Linked DNA regions of Homo sapiens: region 2 is linked to region 1. Evidence: chromatin loops called from intact Hi-C (ENCODE). Cell type or tissue: heart left ventricle. All regions are shown on one strand. Links, peaks and the distances in the headings refer to the core of each region. The heading gives the core; the rest is flanking DNA. Region 1 has its middle 41 kb from the start of LINC01807. Region 2 overlaps SPHKAP (SPHK1 interactor, AKAP domain containing).

What was found. A loop is a pair of places that touch in the nucleus more often than their neighbours do. Peaks named below come from ENCODE experiments on the same cell type or tissue, not always from the same donor. Only the 100,000 strongest peaks of a DNase experiment are listed, where the experiment ranks them.
Region 2: it touches region 1 in a loop (5-fold over the local background); 54 of 110 quality-filtered maps call a loop at or near these places.

What each region holds. Positions count from the first base shown.
Region 1 is chr2:228,651,051-228,653,981 of GRCh38, forward strand. No RefSeq gene overlaps it. Among named protein-coding and RNA genes, the nearest start is that of LINC01807, 41 kb to the left of the region's middle. RefSeq lists an enhancer at 1,011-1,180. In heart left ventricle, for the core only: no CTCF peak of the experiment used is centred there; no DNase peak of the experiment used is centred there.
Region 2 is chr2:228,055,656-228,058,586 of GRCh38, forward strand. The region is part of intron 3 of SPHKAP (SPHK1 interactor, AKAP domain containing); the gene reads right to left. Among named protein-coding and RNA genes, the nearest start is that of SPHKAP, 120 kb to the right of the region's middle. In heart left ventricle, for the core only: no CTCF peak of the experiment used is centred there; no DNase peak of the experiment used is centred there.

The DNA of each region.
Region 1 (2,931 bases), core at 209-2,708:
TGTAAGTGGGAGCAAAATGATAAGAACACATGGACAATACACACTGAGACCTATCAAAGGGTGGCAGGTGGGAAGAGGGAGAGGATCAGGAACAATAACTAATAGATACTAGGCTTAATACCTGGGCGATGAAATAATCTGTACAACAAACCCCCACAACACAAGTTTATCTATATAACAAACCTTCACATGTACCCCTGAACTTAGAAAAAAAAAGTTAAAAACAAAGGTTTTTCTTCATTAAATGGGAAGAGTAAAATATGGACCATGTAACAGAGGTAACCATATGAGATATCCATTGCATACATGAATAGTAACTGTGCTTTTAAGGGATGCCTTTAATCCTTCTGATTTACCTAATCCTACAAGTGAGTGGGAACCCACATTTGGCCAATTACTGGAGGATGAAAAAAAAGAGTTAGCATGGTTTTCTGATGGTAGCTCATGGATAGAGGGTCAACATTTTAGTTGGAAGTCAGCTGTATTACAACTGATTTATGGCTATATTCTGACTGAAAAAGGAAAAGATAAATTTAAGCAGTATGAGGTACTAAGAACACTAAGGGTATTGGAAGAACTAGATAGTGAGAAGAAGAAGAAACAGAAGGAGAAGGAGGAGGAGGAGGAAGAAGAGGAAGAGGAGAGCCTGAAGAGGAAGATGTAGTTAAGAATTATGCTGATTACTGGGACATAGCCAAAGGACTAGTAATACGTTCTGAAAAAAAGCCTTATATAATTAGATAATAAGAAAACCTCATGTGATGTACTATGTTTTGAAAAGCATTATGAACATGCAAAAGGAGAGTTAAAGAAGATAATATGTTATGCTTGTCAGAAAAACCTTCCCAAATTTGAAGGAGAACTGGAACCAACAAGTGGGTGCCATCATCCATTCTTCGGAAAGGATCACGGAGTGACATCAAAGACTGAAGGGTGATGTGATGTGGGCTTGCATACCCAGAGAATCCAGACCTGCGCCTAGGTAGTAAGTGAATTACATTGGCTTTATGCCTGTGGAGGGGTGCAGATGGGTTTTTACTGGGATAGATATTTATTCTGAATTTAGATTTGCATCCCCTCTAATGGTGACAAATGTTTTAAACATGATCAAACTAAAGCAGAAAATATCGTTCCTTTTGAACCTCCAGGTTAGATATCATCTGATTAAGAAATTCATTTTCCTGCACATGCCAGGATGTATATAATATTTTGTTGTCCAAAGCAAGTATACAGTGAATTTATCATCTGCTTCATCACTCACAAAGTGCCCACTTACCATATTGCAGGGCTGACAAAGGATAAAGAGTCGTTTGCACAATTTCAATAACACGTAATGAAACAATATGCCTGGTATTACAAGTGAGTCTTGTGTGAATATATATTGAAGAGTCCTGTGCATTCTTTCAATAACCAGAAAAGACACAAGTAAAACGGATAATAAGTGGAATTTCCAGGATTTGAAACTAAACTTTTTATAATTCAGAGCAATTAACCACTACCAGATGTACTTCTAAACTGAAATGTGCATATCAGTAGAAAGGAATTTACTACTGATCCTTAGATACACTTCTAAACTGAAATGTGCGTATCAGTAGAAAGGAATGCTGATCCTTCACTGAGAACAGATATGGTGGCTGGAAAGATAGAGTATAAGCACCTGAGAACCTGGAATGAGGAGAGGTCCTCTGAATGGGAGAAAGGCACAGATCAGAAAGATAATAAATAGAACTTATGTGTATCCCATGGTTTCCCTTAGAGCTGCCTTGTTTTGAGTCATGGCAGAACCCTATTTTAATATTGATTCATTTCAGTGGTTGGAACCTACTTTTAAAATGCCCTATTCTGTATTTATTAGATTTTTTGGGCTATAATTTTATTAGATATTCATGAGTTAGATATTCATGATGTTTTAAAATCAGAAAAGGCAATTTTTAACTCCTTTATAAATTTTTGAAATCTATGATAGTGGAAATGAAAAAGAATTACTTTAATATAGAATTCAAACAGGTTTTAGAACAAAATGTCTCAGGATTGTATTAGAGGTAACTAAAAACTGTGCCCACCCACATTCATCACATTTGAGCCATCCCTGAATTTTAGCCTCATAGTTTTTCAATGGGAGATTTTTAAAAAAGTAATTGATATAATATTGTTGAATTATGAGGTCATTATATAATGAGGCATTATATAATAACAGAGAAAATTATTATCATAAATCATGAAACTATAGCAGACTTTGGATTTATATAGTGCAAACAAAAAACTTTGAGTCTGTTTTTCAGAAGCCCAACTACAAAGACATTTTTAAATGGAAAATATTATTTTCTATCCATGTGGCCTTATATGGATTTATTTTGACATTGGACACCTCTTTTATTTGGCATTAGATACTTTTAAAAAATGTACAATTATTGCATAGCTACTATGTGTTAGGTGCTAATCCAACTTGAATATATGTTTTATACCTTTGCCTCATCTAATCCTTATAAAATCTCTTCGAGTTGGATATTATTTGAGATTTTAGGTGTGAGTGGGGTCTGGTAGGGTTGACAAAAAGAGTGTTGATGAATGTATTGGGATTTAAAAGTGAGGAAAAAAAACAACCAAGATTACTTGTGGCATTTTTTAAAATTAGGTGCAAAATTGCTTCATTTGTTAGGCTACTAAATAAAACACACGTGTAAATTGCATTTTCAACTTGTATATGTCATGTAGCTATGACATAAAACTATATGTTTACCTCTGTGTTATATAATTCCCTACTTGGAGCTTTCAATTAATTTATTACCCAACATTTCTTTCTTGTCAGTGTTCCATATTGACCTATTCAAAATGGATTGATCGATGTCCTTCTTTTTTTTTATAATGAGTCCCTGAGCCAAAAATCAGATAAGCTCTGTAAAGTTCGCTGCTTCTACAGACTATGACTTT
Region 2 (2,931 bases), core at 292-2,791, 600 kb before region 1:
GACCCCTTTCTTAGAGAGTGCTATTGCATACTGATGACAGCTGATGGCATTGGGATTCCCAGTGATGGCAGCCTCAGCTGCCATCTAAAATCTACTACTCCCATGAAAGCTGTGCTTAATGGCAAACCTCCTCCTGCAAATTCCGACAGTATTTTTAAAAACTTAAGCATGAATCTTCAAGACACCAGGATTCCAGATTGCTCCTCCAGTTTCATTGGGCATATTGCTGCTACTGTCTCCAGCAATCCACAGATCCCAGGGGTGAGAAATGGCCGATGCCAGTTTGATGAGATAGTTCTGATGTTGCTATCAGGATGGATTTTTGTGTTGTGCGCAACAGATCCTTGCTCCATCTTCAATGACAGGATGAAGCTTAGAAACTGTGATGCATATATTCCTTCTCATCTTTCAGACCTTCTCTTAAGTGCTATGCCCTCAAACTAATCTTTCTGAATCACTCTCCTACTATTGTCTCTCACAGCAGCTTGAGCCTCTCCTTCATCACCATTATCACAATTTATAGAAACGGTTGTTTAATTATTTCCTGCTTTTTCTCAACTAGAAGGTGGACTCATGAAGAGAGGGGCCATGGTCTGTCGCTATGTGCCCAGCACCTATCAAAGTCATGGCACCCTGATGATCAGTAAATAACTGCTAATTGAAGAATGGCCAGGTCACAGAGGAACATGTAGAGATATTGAAGTGGCCATATCAAATGTCCCATTTTGGCCCATGTCTGTGTTTTTGGGACCATCCCTTCTGGTTGTCTTTGGTTGGGAGCTATGTTATGGTGAAGTCGTGGCATAACCTGGAGGTACCTGCTTTCCCTAGGCACTGAGCTAGCAATACTCATTCTTTCTGACTTGAGAGGTTCTTAAGTGTTTCTTTTTCAGTTCAAAATCTGAACAAGGGGATAAAGTAAATGAGCAAAAAAAAAAAAAAATGTATCTTTGTTCTCCAGGAAGTATGACATAATGTATGAGCACGAGCCAGAGGAAATCACACTTCCACAGGGAGTAAATGCAGTCAATAAAAGCTTGTTTATAGAGTATTGGCAAATGTGCTTTTAAACCAACTATCAGACAACTTTAAAGTATGGATAGATAGAATTACTTTTATACTCTTTGCAGCTTGTATTGGGAAGGCCTCTTTTCTTTTTTGGATGGTTGCACATGTATATATTCAGGCATAATTTAAAGTGGGTTGGCCTACCAGTGTTCCTGAGAGTAGCCTGGATGGTCTCCAGGTTTGGGAAAGGAAGAAAATCATGAATCACCAGTGCTCAAGAAAGGCATATCTGACTTGTTGAATGGACTGAGAAAATTGCATTAAATATCTGCATTTGACAACTTAAGCATGCGCTCTCAAATGCCACTGCACAACAAGGAAGCGAGGCATGGCTGAAAGCAAAACCTGACTTGACATTATCCCTCACTTCTTTCTTTAAAGTTCTCTTCTATACCACGAATGAAGAAAATGTGATGTCCTCTAGAAGTATTCTATAATACCTTAAAAGAGCATAGCATTAAAATCAGATACTATAAATCATACTTTAGCTAATGATTATTAAATAGTTCTTTGTATTCATGTAACTCTTATCTATTATGAACTGAAAATGCCTTGACATAATATCATTGAAGTGATGATATTTTTATTGAGGATAGTAGGCAATAAAATATTCAAATGTGAAGCAAAACTCTATCCTTTCCTGGGGTTCTGTGTTTCTACATGATTATCTGCATCTCAAAACTTATGCAGTGTTTTATTCGTCACTTGGGAAAATATCTGAATGCCTATGAGAGCAATAACTGAGAAATCACAACTACAAGAGAGAGTCTTCAGGGGGTGTGTGCCAGAGGACACTGAACGCAAAAAAGAGGAGAGGAGAGGAAAGTTTGAGCACAGGTTTGAGGGTCTTGGAGGCAAGGTGGGGGCAAGGACTGAGAAATGCATGGGGAGCCCATAAGATGGAGAGAGGTTTCCAGGTAGGGAACAAATAGCATTTGCCAAGGCTTTGTGGCAAGAGGGAGCATAGCGCATTTAAGAAATTGAAAGAAAGAGTGGTTGAATGCAGGGACTGAACAGAAGAATGGTGGATATTGAGGCCAGTGGGATGAACAGGTTTCAGATTTTGCTGGGAAATTTCCTACAAGGAAATTTGAAGAGCTTGTCTTTATCTTGGAAGCACTAGGAAGCCAATGAGAAGAAAGGCCCCATCGGTCGGAAGCTCTTATTTGGTTTGGAGCTTTGTTATGATGAATAGTGACATAATCTGGTGGTACCTGCTTTCCCTAGGAAAGTTGACATAATTGTGAGGGCAGTTTCTTTTCTCTCCACTCTACTCCTGTCCCCATCCCCAACAACCCATTAATAATTGGTCTTATTTAGTCTCAGTTCCTTGTACATCTACAGAGCTGCTGAGATAGGACTACATTTCTTTTTTTGTTCCTGCTGACTGCTTAATTCAGAACTTCATTCTGTGACCAGAAACAAAAGCCTCCAGTTGACATCCACCACTCCAGCTACCCCATTCTAGCCCATTCTGCATCCTGCATCTCCCAGCCTGTCAAGCTTCCATTTTTTTGGCAATGTCTAGAGAAAACTTAGCAAAGTCACTCTGCATGCTAAACGCTCATATGTACAATGTCTCATTATACACACATTAGGTTACATGTAGTATTTTTTAACCCTCAGGCTCATTATGCCATTATACCTGCATTATAACCCACATTATGCAATTGAATCCTCATCACTTCCAGTCAAGATAGGCATTAACATTTTACTGTACTCTGCTTGTCAACCCTGCACCTTAAATTATAGCCAAACCAGACCAACAGTGTTTCCTGAACACGCCCAGGGTTTTCTTTCCTCTGCACCCCGATCCCGCTGTTAACGTTGCTGGAGGGATCTGTTACCTGTGCCCCGCTCCCC